Regions from separate parts of the Homo sapiens genome. Here region 1 is linked to region 2. Evidence: chromatin contacts called from ENCODE Hi-C data. All regions are on one chromosome and are shown on one strand. Each heading gives the region's core, a stretch centred on a gene start or an enhancer-like site at or near the end of the contact. The rest is flanking DNA. Distances are from core to core; before and after follow the strand shown. Region 1 has its middle 180 kb from the start of TMTC3. Region 2 has its middle 100 kb from the start of TMTC3.

Region 1 (6,732 bases), core at 3,628-6,127, 83 kb before region 2:
TCACTTCTCAGTCTTTAATATCCCTTTCCAAGTCTGCAGCTCCACCCAAAACCTTTCTCATGAATATTAGTCCTGTTTAATTGCTTGCCTGTAGGTATATGACAAAAGAAACAAGCTCTGCATATTCAAAGATTAATGATTTTTTAATGAAATTCTGTTCTTCCTACTGTATGCTAGTCATCACTAAGATTCATCTACTCACTAAAGTCTGTATATCTAAAAGTTGTCCAAGAGTGTCTCTATTTCATCACTCCCCACCCGTGGTCAATGCCTCATTAATTCTTGCAAACCTATTTTCTCATTTTCATCTCTGACACCATAACCCTAATTTGATTCATTATAATTATTTTCTGTAACTTCGTAAAAGGTTCCAAAACTCAGCCCCAATCCCTTTCCAATAGAATTGACTTTTATATGTCTTAATTTGTATGATTTTCTTGCATAACTAAAGTCAGTCTGGTACTAATTGTTTTAAAAAGCATATGAGCAGCCTTCAAAAAGCATATTTGTTTTCAAAAAGCATATTTTCTGAGACTTTGCTTATCTGACCATGCTTTTCTCTTGTTTGTTGTTGATATGGTTTGGCTGTGTACTCACCCAAATTTCATCTTGAATTATAGCTCCCATAATTCCCATGTGTTATGGGAGGGACACAGTGGGAGGTAATTGAATCATGGGGGCAAGTCTTTCACATGCTGTTCTCATGATAGTGAATAAGTCTTATGAGATTTGATGGTTCTATAAAGAGGAGTTCCCCTGCACATGCTCTCCTTTTGCTTGCCACCATGTAAGACATGACTTTGCCCCTCCTTGCCCTCCACCATAATTATGAGACCCCCCAAGCCATGTGGAACTCTGAGTAAACGAAACCTCTTTTCTTTACAAATTACCCAGTCTCAGGTATATCTTTATTAGCAGCGTGAGAACAGACTAATACCCTTGTTAAAAACAACTTAGCAGGGTGCTAAAATCTAGATCAAAGACATTTCCTCTCAAGTATCATAGGGGCTGCATACCACAATTTAAAAAGCACATGTTTTGGAATCAAGTAAACTTACATTAGATTTTATTTCTATAACTTTATGGCTATGAGATTTTGGTCATGCTCTGTGTCTGAATCTCAGTTTCTACAAATGAGGATATATTACCTACCTCATAGGGTTGTTGTTTGAAATAAAGAGATAAAATATGTAAGTATGTTAAATGCAGCAGGCATTCAAATAAATGATATGATAAATATTTTTATTATTAGATGTTTCTTGTTATTCTGGTACTTAGGGCTGTACAAGCAGTCTGAGTATACTCTAATTCCTGTTCTGAGGGTAAGATTTTGGTTGCTTGTTCTTTTAGTCATTGTTTCTATGCTGGATAAAAAGAGGACTTTTAACTTATGACTGCACCTCAAAAAATAATATATCTAAATGTATATATTTTAATGGATTTTTTTCTAGAATGTAGTGAGCTCTTTGAACAGATACCCAGATCCTTTTTCAGCACAGAAAATTGTTTTTTATTTATGCTTCTTTTAATTGCTTATTCTGATTTTACTGGTGATATGGTTTGGCTCTGTGTCCCCATCCAAACTCATCTCAAAATGTAATCCCCATTTGTCAAGGGAGGGACCTGGCGGGAGGGGATTGGATCATGGGGCTGGTTTATAACAGTTTAGCACCATCCTCCTAGTGTTGTCTTGTGATGGAATTCTCATGAGATCTGGTGGTTTAAAAGTGTAGTGCTTCCCCGTTTTGCTCTCTCTCTCCTGCTGCAATGTAAGTTGTGACTTGCTTCCCCTTCATCTATGATTGTAACTTTCCTGAGGCCTCGCCAGCCATGTGGAACTGTGAATCAATTAAACTTTTTTCCTTTATAAATTAACCAGTCTCAGGTAGTTCATTATAGCAGTGCAAAAACAGACTGGTACAACTGGTTTTTATTTTTGAGATTTTTTTGCAGCTAAATGTACTCTCTGTATACTGACTCTATATTCTTTGTACACCATGTCTTTTATCTTCACTATCACAATTTTCTTATCTTTGTTCTCTCTATATATGTTCTGTGAGAGCTTTGGAAGTTTATACACTGATTTAATTTTCTACAATATCTTTTACTGCTTCTTTAACTCTGCAGTGGATTTTATCTATGCTATTTTTCTTATTTTTTAGAAATCCTTACTTAGTCTTCTCTCTTTTTATCTCTTTTTAACCTCTTGGTAATGTCCTTTTAATGCGTCATGTTTTCCCTTTATAATTTTCTGCTACTATTTCAAAAAGGCCAAGACTTCTTGCATTCTATTAAGGATGTACACTCATTTTCTAACCCATATGATAGACTGTATGTTAGGTTGTGTTTGAAATACTCTTTCCCCATGGTTTTGGATACTGTTTTTTCAAACCAAATCTTTTCAGATTTGTATTTGTCAACAGACAGGTTATGTGGATTGCCTCTGGTTCAATTCATACATTCTTGGATAATGATTAAATCTATTTCTCAAATCTACAGCTGGAGAGAAAGTTAATATAAAAAGCTCTTGGATAAATTCTCAGTTTTTTGCGAGAATATTCCTTGTTCAGCTATGTACCATTGGGACTGCTACTTATCCTTGATATGATTTGGATTTGTGCCCCTGCCCATATCCCATGTTAAGTTGTAGTCCCCAGTGTTGGAGGAGAGGCCTGGTAGGAGGGGATTGGATCATGAGGGTGGATTTTCCCTTACTATTCTTGTTATAGTGAGTGAGTTCTCACAAGATCTGGTTGTTTAAAAGTGTGTAGCAATTTCTTCTCTCTCTTCCTCCTTCTCCAGCCACGTAAGTCGTGCCTACTTCCCATTCACCCTCCTCCATGATTCTAAGTTTCCTGAGGCCTCCCCAGACATGCTTCCTGTACAGTCTGTGGAATTGAGTCAATTAAACCCCTTTTCTTTATAAACTACCCAGTCTCTGGTTGTTCTTTATAGCAATGAGAGAATGGACTAATACAGAAAACTGGTACCAGAAAGTGGGGCATTGCTGTAAAGATACCTGAAAATGTGGAAGCAGCTTTGGAACTGGATAATGGGTAGAGCCCACCCCTCGCATCAGTGTTGCCTGGATGTGACACATGGAGTCAAAGGAGATTATTTTGGGACTTTAAGATTTAATGACTGCCTTGCTGGGTTTCAAACTTGCACAGGGCCTGTAGCCCCTTGGTTTTGGCCAATTTATCCCTTTTGGAATGGGGGTAGTTAGCCAATGCCTGTACCCCCGTTGTATTTACTGAAGTAAATTTTTTTTTCTAATCACTTCAACTTTCATATATTTGACAAAGATTCCTCCCCAAATCTGACTCTAGGTAGTCTATGGACCTTAGTGTTTAATATTGCTTTGTAACATTTTCTCCCATTACCTTCGTAAATGTTTTAGTGGAAAGTAAGGGAAAAGACATTGGAGACTATCAGACAAATGCCATGTAACTAAAAATTCCAGATGAGATCATTTTTTGATTGATTCTTTTTTTAATTTCTTGTTAAATGTATTAAGGATTAGTTCAATCTCTGGTTAGACACCTTATTCAAATGCATTCAATTTATTCAAATTATGTTATTTAAAAGCATCTTTGATACTTGGTGGTCTTGAAGTTCCTAAATTTCTTTGATGTCATTCTGGTGTTCTTATCACATGTTACTGTCAAGAATCATATTGCAGAAATAACAAAGAAGAAAAATACATCAGAAATTTCACAGCATCTGATAGGCTCACTTTTGTATAGTTTTCCAGTTGAATTAATAGTTTTTTTATTTTTGAAAAAAGGTTGGAAAAGTAATGAATGCATTTTAGACAATTCGTCTGATCAGCATTGTGCTAAGTGCCTTCATGTATCATTCCCTATTTAAGTCTTTAAAAGAGAGGATATCTAACTATCATTATTACAGATGAGATAAAATGAGCCTCAGAGAAGTCAAGTGAGCTGTTCAATGTTATACTGTTGGTCAGTGTCCAGCTAAATTTGCAGCCTAGCTCAAATCTCAGTGGCTGCTGAGTCCCTGGCTCCAGCACACCATGATAAACGTTTAGTATCAGGGTGAAAACAACTGACACGTTTATATTTTGTATGCTGTCTTTAAACAAATTCTTAACCAGACACAAACAACAAATGGGTTACACTGATGCCAGCATTTTAAGATTTTTGTTATTCTGCCTTTTGCCGAAAGTTCGGTAAAGCAAATAGTTACAATAAAATACTTTTGAAAATATCTCTGCTCTCTCATAATACATCATAAACTGTTTATAAAATTAAAACATTTGAGTCACAACTTCCTGCTTGTTGTGTAATAATCTACTGTTTGAAAATAGTTGTTTTGATAGCTGGAATCTATTATTAATCATTTTGAGAAGACAGAGGTTTCTAAGTGGAAGGAATTTGAAGGAATGTAAGTTTATGGGCCTATGCCTACCCTCTAGAAATGCTAAGGATTCTACCTCCTTATTACACAAGCCATAAAGTCATCAACTATAGCTTCCAGCAGGGTGATACACCACTGTGCTCTGCTGGCCGTGAAGCCTGCAAGGAATTGGGCTCAAGTCCTATTTTTCAGGGAAGCTGGAGTAGAATTAACAGGAGTACATGGGCAAAACATGGATTAAAACTGTAGCCCTAATGGTGGATAGGAAGCAACAATGAGAAACAGTCACCAAAGAAACTCAAGAAAATACAGGCTAGTTATGGGCCAAATAGAGATAACTTATGGGAATTAAGTGAGCTGCAGAGCTGAGTCATTCCAGGAATTCTGCCTGAAAATGAGACAGGAGAGAACAAGGATATGGTTCAGCTACAGGGAAATAAACATAGGACAAGTATCAATAGACACAGACTCAACCCAGCTGGCTGAGTCAGTCAGAGTCATGTCTTCCCACCACAAGTGCTCAGGATTGGAAAAGCAAAGAAACTTTGGGTAGTAAGATGCAAAGCAAGGGAACTTATATCACTCTCTCCATCCACAATCTCATTATTATCATCACACACACACACACACACACACACACACACACACACATTACAGGCAAACAGATTTTGCAGAAACATGCTTGTTCTTTTACAATGTTAGGAGATGGACAAAACAGGACAGGTCTTGCTACTATTCATCTTGTTCAGGCATTTTTTAAATAAGAAAATCAAGCTTCTTGCAGCAGCTTGGATGCTGATAGTCAGTACTCACTGGATCTTCTTATTTGAGTATTTCCCCTACACAATAGGAAAAAGGGGACCTTTCTCTATAGGCTTAAAAAAGATGCAGAAAGTTTTCTGACTTAAAAGTACAACCCATAATTAACATAATTAATTTTAGAAAAATAAGAGAGACACTGATATGTGTTCATGGTCTATTATATGTAGGGTGGTCATGCAATTACGTATAAATAAGATATGTCATCTAATAGACAGCTAAAACTTAGGCATAAATAAATTTCAAAATACTGGTAACTTAGAATCACGTAATAATGTGATTCTGATGTTAACTGTCAATCCCTCCTGATAAAGATAATTGGTGAAACTTATTAGCCATTCATTATTCCTCTTTTACTTCTCACATTAGTTGCCTCTGTGACAATGCATTCTGGACTATTACTAGAGGTGATATACAAATTACAGCTGTTTCTATGTCTCTAAGTTAAACATAAGGGTCCAAAAAATTAAAAGTGTAAGAACTAATGTCACCAGTGGTGGTTCTCTTGATTTAGCCATGCCTTTCTATTGGCTACAACACAGATTCCTGCAAATACAAGGTTCACTTTCTTTTGAGTAGCTTCCTAGAAAATACCTGTAATAAAACAACTTCTTAATGTTTCCTTAGAATGTTGTCCACAGGTCTTTCTGACTGTTGATGAAAAGAAACCATTAAGGCCAAGATCTTTAAAACAGACTCTCTCTTCTTCATCCCTAAAACACTTTGCTCCATGGTTATTTAATTTAATTAAAAATTGAATATATCTTTGAGAGTAAAAGTTATCCAAATCAATGTTGTGATTTTGCTGTTTAATAGTTCTGTGTATACTGAATTAGCTGTAGGAATTAGGGGACATGGAAATGTATTAATATTTCCCCTTCAGAGTTATTCGATAATAGCTTTCAAATTTTTAAGTGTACATGCCCTGACATTTCTGTTTTCATAAAATTTTTCCTCAAATATATACATACAAATTCTTTGTTTTTATTTTTTTTAAATTTCTCACACTACATGGCTGTATATACAAATTCTTAAAGATTACATATAAGCACATGTATTGCAGTATAATTGATAAGTTGAAATCCATCTAAATGCCTATAATAGAGATTTGGCATATTAATTGCAGGAACCTTGCAATAAAATATTAGCAATTTTTAAAAGAATAAGGTAGATTCTGTAAGAGTCAATATAAAAAGACAACCAAAATATATTAAACAGAGAAAACAAAGCCTAAATTCCCATGTAAACTACAATCACAGTTATGTTTAAACATACATGTCTATGAAAATGCTTGTATATACATAAAACATTTCTAGAATGATATAAAAGATATGGTTTATAGTGCTTATCTCTGGAGAATATCTTAAAGGTGAAAGGAGGAAAGGATGATTTTGATGCATAAACATCTTTATTGTTTGACATTGTTAATTTTATATTATTTTTATTAAAAGTTTAGTATATATTTTCCATCCTACTGACCAAAGAGGTTGACAAAAGTAAGCACTCCTAATACCAAAACCCTTAAAGAGAGGG
Region 2 (7,327 bases), core at 3,729-6,228:
CAACAACATAGTCATCTTCACGTTCCAGATCTTCTGAGACTGGAAAATGCAATAAACTCTACATATAAGTGGCTTAATGTTTTTTCATTTAACAACTGTGGTTTTATTAAATCAATTTCTCTATTTCACCAAATATTTAATTTGGCCAACTTGCCAAGCCACAGTAAAGAAGTCTGGATTTCTTTTCGCTGAGTCATTGTCAAGTTATCTCTGACTCCAGTACATCTTTGACCCAGACTACACTAAAAGTCTCAAGGCCTTCTTTGCCTTTTTCTGCTTATAGGCATGAGGGCTCCTTTGGGCTCTTTTCCCACTGGCCTCTGTGTGGAAACTCAGGCTTATACTTCTATGCCTCATCATGCCAGCTATGCTTTAAAATAATGACCCTGTCCTCTGAACTATACCTTGCTCATACTTGGCTGTTCAAGACTTTCAAAGACCTCAGGAGTGTTTAGATGCGATCACGTATGTAAACTATCTTGGAAGAAAGATAAGAACAAAGAAATAATGATGAAGAGTAAACACCCTAAAAAGAAAAAAGCACCATACAGAGGGGAGAATTACTTTTAAAATACATTTTGCAGAATTACAATCCTTTATTCCACTCTCCAAAATCTCCACAACCCACCACAATTGCCACACTATGTGCCAACACTAAGTACATCAATTCTGGGAAGGCAGAACCATATATATTGGACTTGAAGACATGGCCTTTACGACCATTAATCTATTTCCTTTTTCATTTTTAGTAAGTTTTTTTTTTTTTTAAAGAAAACCTGGTTATCCATCTAGCATCATGTTCTTACCTATAGGTAATTGTTACCTTTTCAGCATTTTACCCTTATGATTTCCTTAAATTTTTAAATTGCAGTTGATGTTTGATTTTGTTTGAAAAGAAATCTAAATGAGTTTAGGAACTCATGTGGATACCTGAGAGAACAGCATTGAGGAAGAAAGGCTGGGAGGGGCAAAGTTCCCCTGAGGTGGGAGTTCAGCAAGGAGGCTGATTGAGCTGGAGCGAAATGGATGAGGAGGGGAGAGGTAGGAGGTCAGCCAGGAGAAGAATCATGTAGACCTTTTGAAGCACATTAATCAGGTAGACTTTTTAAAGCACATTACTTTTTGTATATATTCAAAACAGAATACAAAATCTAGGGCCGGGAGCAGTGGCTCATGCTTGTAATCCCAGCACTTTGGGAGGTCAAGGCGGAAGGATCACTTGAGGTCAGGAGTTCAAGACCAGCCTGACCAACATGATGAAACCCTGTCTCTACTAAAAATACACAAATTAGCCAGGTGTGGTGGCTTACACCTGTAATTCCAGCTACTCTGGAGGCTGAGGCAGGAGACTTGCTTGAACCCAGGAGGTGGAGGTTCCAGTGAGCCAAGATTGTGCCACTGCACTCCAGCCTGGGTGATGGAGTGAGGCTCCATCTCAAAAAAAAAGAAAAAAAGAATACAAAATAACAGCCCTGGTATTTCCTCCCATTATGCAATCTTATCATTCTAATCTGTCTTTAATTAATCTCAGATGGACTCCAGAAAAATATGATGCTTTGAAAGAAGTTTTTATTGGATTACAAACCACTGAAAATATATTTAAATTTTTAAGAATTATGTACTAGTAGATTTTATTCAATTTCATTTGAGAGGATACCCAATTCCAAAGACAATTGGACCGATATTTTTCTGTTCATCTATCATGTTCCTCTACTATCAGATTCTGTGTCTTTTTTATTTGGAGAAGGCTGCTCTAATTCAGACTTAGATCATCTCTAATCAAATCTAATGGGAAAAGAGCAAGATGCTTTTTCTGGCCTGTCCTAACACCTTACTAATATTGATTGTGTCACACTCAAATTCCTGAACTTGGCTATAAATGACTAGCCAAGGGGATGGAATATATTTATTTCTATCACCATGGATTATATGTTTCTATCAATAGAGCATCCCTGAATCAATCCACAATGGCAGTACTGGAATTAGGGTGAATTGATGTTGAACAATACACAAACAACCAAAGAAATGTCCAATCATTTGGCTACTTCATCTTCCCATTCATAAACCCTCAAAAATATCTGTCTACATAATAAACTTATGTCACATCCCACAGAAAACACATCCTCCTTCGCTTTCCCAAAGAAATAATGAGAAATAAAAATCTCATTCATTGACCACACAGAGTTCTGGGTTCAAAAGGGCTATTCGAGGTACAGTCCTCTCAGTCAGATCCATCTCTAACTCCTCTTCACCTAGAGAACTAATGCTATATACTGTGTTTAATAAATCCCAAAACATTCAATACACACTTTTAAGCTGCTGTTTTGGGAAGGTAAACAACATTAAAGTGGTTGCTGATACATAATTCATATAATGTCTTGCATGACAGGGAAAGAAAGGGCTCCTTGACCTAGGAGTGAAATATAGTTCTGCTCTCTAAGGACTTCTATTGTTGAGAAGGAAATGGTTAATGGCAGTTTAGTGGACCACTTCTTCCCTAGTGGAGATAACAGGGGAAAAGAATGACTTCCACCAGATCTCCTTGTACACAGGGATTTCCTATCTACAAAGTAGGATATTTCTGGTCTATTTTTCTTATTGTAGGCAAATCTGAAATCTATGGACTTTGCTTATACCTGCTGTTTGTGAGTAGCCTTTAAATAATTAATAAAATTTGATACCAGGTAAGATCTATAATTTATGTGCACCTGCTTTGACAATTCAATCTGTTGAGTTTACACAATTCTTGTCTATGACCATATCCGAAGGGCATCCCGTAATTATTTATCAGTGTACTTCATTTAACCTCAGGTTCTAGAGCCTGAGGATTATTTTAAAGCTTGAGAAAATTTAGCCTCTTTTTTGTAAGGCTTGAGATTTGTCTAACAGTAAAACTTACTTGAACTCTTGGTATATTTTTAACCTATTTGCATTTTCTCTATTCATGGGGTAGTAAACAAAGGGAACTATCATGAAGAATCAGAGTATTTAAATCTGGACAACATGGCTGGATTTTCTGTCTTCAAGAAATTGGCCATGGCTACTATAGTACTTTTAGTCGTGGCCCCCTAAAAGACAGATTGAAATCCTAACTCTCAGTACCTCAAGAATGTGGCCTAATTTGCAAATAGGGTAGTTGCAAATGATTAGTTAAGGTGATATCACATGGGAATAGTGTGAGCTCTTAATCTAATATGACTGTGTCTTTATAACAGGAGCAGAAACAGACACACAGAGGGAGACAGCCATGTGAATGATTAAAGTGATGTGTCTACATGTCAAGTAACTCAAAGGATTGCCGACAACTTCCAGAAGCAAGGAGAGAGGCATGGAACAGATTCTTTCTCGGGTGCTTCCAGAGGAAGAAAGTCTGCTGGCATGTTATTTCAGACTTCTAGATTCCAGAACTGTGAGATGATAAATGTATGTTTTTCAAAGCCATCCAAATTTGTGGTACTTGGTTGCAGCAGTCCTGGGAAACTAGTACATCGACACTGCACTGCCAATTTCTTTAGCCCCGAGCTGAATTTCCTTCTTCTTTGTATCTATGCCTCTGGAGTGTATTTTCTCAATGGGAGTAATTCATCCCATTGTCAGGCAATGACTACTTAATTGGAAGAATATGGGAGGGGCTTGAGAAGCTAGGATATGATTTTTCTAACTACCAGTCATATCTCTTGCTAAGTTTCCCACTTCTAATATTGCTTGAATCAAATACTAGCTTAGGGCAGAGAATTTTTGGCTTTTCTACCCTGCTACTGTAGTTACAGCTATCTCAGACTTCAAATTACAGGTAGAAATGAGGCTGGTTGCAGTGGCTCACACCTGTAATCCCAGCACTTAGGGAGGCCGAGGTGGGCGGATCACATGAGGTCAGGAGTTACCAGCCTGCCCAAAATGGTGAAACGCCATCTCTACTAAAAATATAAAAATTAGCCAGGCGTGGTAGTGCGTGCCTATAGTCCCAGCTACTGGGGAGGCTGAAGCAGGAGAATCTCTTGAACCTGGGAGGCGGAGGTTGCAGTGAGCAGAGATCACACCACTGCACTCCAGCCTGGGTGACAGAGATTCCATCTCAAAAAAAAAAAAAAAGAAAGAAAGAAAAAAAAAAGAAAGAAGGAAAGAAAGAAAGAAAGAAAAGAAAAGAAAGAAAGAAAAGAAAAGAAAGAAAGGGAGAGACAGAGAGAGAGAGGGAAGGAAGGAAGGAAGGCAGGAGAAGAGAGAGGAAGAAAGAGGGAGAAGGAAGGAAGGAAAGAAAGAGAAAGAGAGAAAGAAAGGAAAGGAAGGAGAGAGAAAGAAAGAGAAAGAGAAAGAAAGAAAAGAAAGAAAGAAGGAAGGGAAGGAAAAGAAAGAGAGAAAGGAAGGAAGGGAAAGAAAGAAAGAGAAAGGAAGAGAAAGGAAGGAAAGGAAGGAAGGAGAGAGAGAAAGAAAAGAAAGAGGAAGGAAGGAGATAGAGAAAGAAAGAAAGAGAAAAAGGAAAGAAAGAAAAGAAAAGGAAGGAAATGTAGGAAAGAAGGAAGGAGAAAGAGAAAGAAAGAGAGAGAGAAAGAAAGACAGAAGAAAAGAAAAGAAAAGTAAAGAAAACAAAGTGGAAGCTTACACCAAAACAATATTCTCTAATCTCTTTATTTTTAAATAAAATGGATCTGGTTTAAAACTTTCTCATTGTTTGACCTTATTTGATGTTCTAAATGCTGAATTCAAAACAAAGTTTCACATCTTGTGGTCTTATTCAGTGTGACCACAGGACATGCTGCTTAAACCATTGCTTAAACAGAGAACAGTTTAAGCAGTTGTTTTGCTTACACTTAATAAAATCTGCCAACTTCCAAGACTGGAATTGAGGCCCACATTGCTCTTCATGTGACCTCCTGAGCTTGGCCAGACTAGCTATGAAGTCTAGTCCTTGTTCAAAAGTTGGCCAACCACTCAGTTGTGATTCGAGTTGCTTCTACTTTAACTTATGTTATTGTCTTTTCACATACAGTTTAACCAGGCCCTCAAACAATATCACTGCAACCCAATTTCCTACTTCTATCATATGCCTAATCTGTCCTGGATCTATTCACATATAGAATCTCTCTTTACAGTGGAAAGATGGTTGCCACAATTTTAAACGTATATTTTCTCTCATTTTGAGTCAATGAAGTGTTAGTAAAATCTTGGGTCATTTCACTGACTTTTATTTAGTCAGATTTCCAGTTGTTAAGTGAATCACAGTGAATGGAGCAGTGCCATGTGCAGAATGACTTAGATCTGAGTCATATGCTCTGGTCCCCACACCTCCAGAAACACATGAGCTAATCATGAGAAAGAACTAACCCACCAAATGGCTCTTTGTAGAAGTAAATTGAAGCTAGCCAGTCAGAAAATGTAAACTAAAATAACAACAGAATTATTAGGTTGGTGCAAAAGTAGTTGCAGTTTTTACCATCACTTTCAATGGCAAAAACCGCAATTACTTTTGCATCAACATAATGGAAGGGTGGAGTAAAACAGCAGAGTAAGAATTTCCATGAAAGGCTAAGAATTTTGTCAAAGACCTTTTCTGCATCTATTGAGATAATCATGTGTTCTTTGTCTTTGGTTCTGTTTATATGCTGGATTACATTTATTGATTTGCATATGTGGAATCAGCCTTGCATCCCAGGGATGAAGCCCACTTGATCGTGGTGGATAAGCTTTTTGATGTGCTGCTGGATTCGGTTTGCCAGTATTTTATTGAGGATTTTTGCATCGATGTTCATCAGGGATATTGGTATAAATTCTCTTTTTTTATTGTGTCTCTGCCAGGCTTTGGGATCAGGATGATGCTGACCTCATAAAATGAGTTAGGGAGGATTCTCTCTTTTTCTATTGATTGGAATAGTTTCAGAAGGAATGGTACCAGCTCCTCCTTGTACCTCTGGTAGAATTCGGCTGTGAATCCATCTGGTCCTGGACTTTTTTTGGTTGGAAGGCTCTTAATTATTGTCTCAATTTCAAAGCCTGTTGTTGGTCTATTCAGGGATTCAACTTCTTCCTGGTTTAGTCTTGGGAGGGTGTATGTGTCCAGGAATTTATCCCTTTCCTCTAGATTTTCTAGTCTATTTGTGTAGAGGTGTTTATAGTATTCTCTGATAGTAGTTTGTATTTCTGTGGGATCAGTGGTGACAAAATTCAACAGCCCTTCATGCTAAAAACTCTCAATAATTTAGGTACTGATGGGATGTCTCTCAAAATAATAAGAGCTATTTATGACAAATCCACAGCCAATATCATACTGAATGGGCAAAAACTGGAAGCATTCCCTTTGAAAACTGGCACAAGACAGGGATGCCCTCTCACCACTCCTATTCAACATAGTGTTGGAAGTTCTGGCCAGGGCAATCAGGCAGGAGAAAGAAATAAAGGGTATTCAATTAGGAAAAGACAAAGCCAAATTGTCCCTGTTTGCAGATGACGTGATTGTATATTTAGAAAACCTCATCGTCTCAGCCCAAAATCTCCTTAAGCTGATAAGCAACTTCAGCAAAGTCTCAGGATACAAAATCAATGTGCAAAAATCATAAGCATTCTTATACACCAATAACAGACAAACAGAGAGCCAAATCATGAGTGAACTCCCATTCACAATTGCTTCAAAGAGAATAAAATACCTAGGAATCCAACTTACAAGGGATGTGAAAGACCTCTTCGAGGAGAACTACAAACCACTGCTCAACGAAATAAAAGAGGACACAAACAAATGGAAGAACATTCCATGCTCATGGGTAGGAAGAATCAATATTGTGAAAATGGCCATACTTCACAAGGTAATTTGTAGATTCAATGCCAGCCCCTTCAAGCTACGAATGACTTTCTTCACAGAATTGGAAAAAACTATTTGAAAGTTCATATGGAACCAAAAAGGAGCCCACATTGCCAAGACAATCCTAAGCCAAAAGAACAAAGCTGGAGGCATCACGCTACTTGACTTCCAACTATACTACTAGGCTACAGTAACCAAAACAGCATGGTACTGGTACCAAAACAGAGATATAGACCAATGGAACAGAACAGAGCCCTCAGAAATAATACCACACATCTACAACCAACTGATCTTTGACAAACCTGACAAAAACAAGCAATAGGGAAAGGATTCCCTATTTAATAAATGGTGCTGGGAAAACTGGCTAGCCATATGTAGAAAGCTGAAACTGGATCCCTTCTTTACACCTTATACAAAAATTAATTCAAGATGGATTAAAGACTTAAACGTTAGACCTAAAACCATAAAAGCCCTAGAAGAAAACCTAGGCAATACCATTCAGGACATAGGCATGGGCAAGGACTTCATGTCTAAAAC

What was found. Hi-C counts contacts between places; a loop is a spot of excess contacts on that map. Pooled maps may share reads with other maps.
Region 1: a loop to region 2 is called in a pooled map, with 4 times the contacts of the local background. The contact joins two enhancer-like sites. A Hi-C loop is called at or near these places in 2 of 168 maps with a recorded cell type or tissue (endothelial cell of hepatic sinusoid and posterior vena cava) and 4 of 50 pooled maps.

What each region holds. Positions count from the first base shown.
Region 1 is chr12:88,323,321-88,330,052 of GRCh38, reverse strand. No RefSeq gene overlaps it. Among named protein-coding and RNA genes, the nearest start is that of TMTC3, 180 kb to the right of the region's middle. Within about 2 kb of position 4,877, at least 5 of the 41 ENCODE cell types and tissues checked have a DNase peak (open chromatin) inside an H3K27ac peak, as active enhancers do.
Region 2 is chr12:88,240,267-88,247,593 of GRCh38, reverse strand. No RefSeq gene overlaps it. Among named protein-coding and RNA genes, the nearest start is that of TMTC3, 100 kb to the right of the region's middle. RefSeq lists an enhancer at 3,287-3,865. Within about 2 kb of position 4,978, at least 4 of the 41 ENCODE cell types and tissues checked have a DNase peak (open chromatin) inside an H3K27ac peak, as active enhancers do.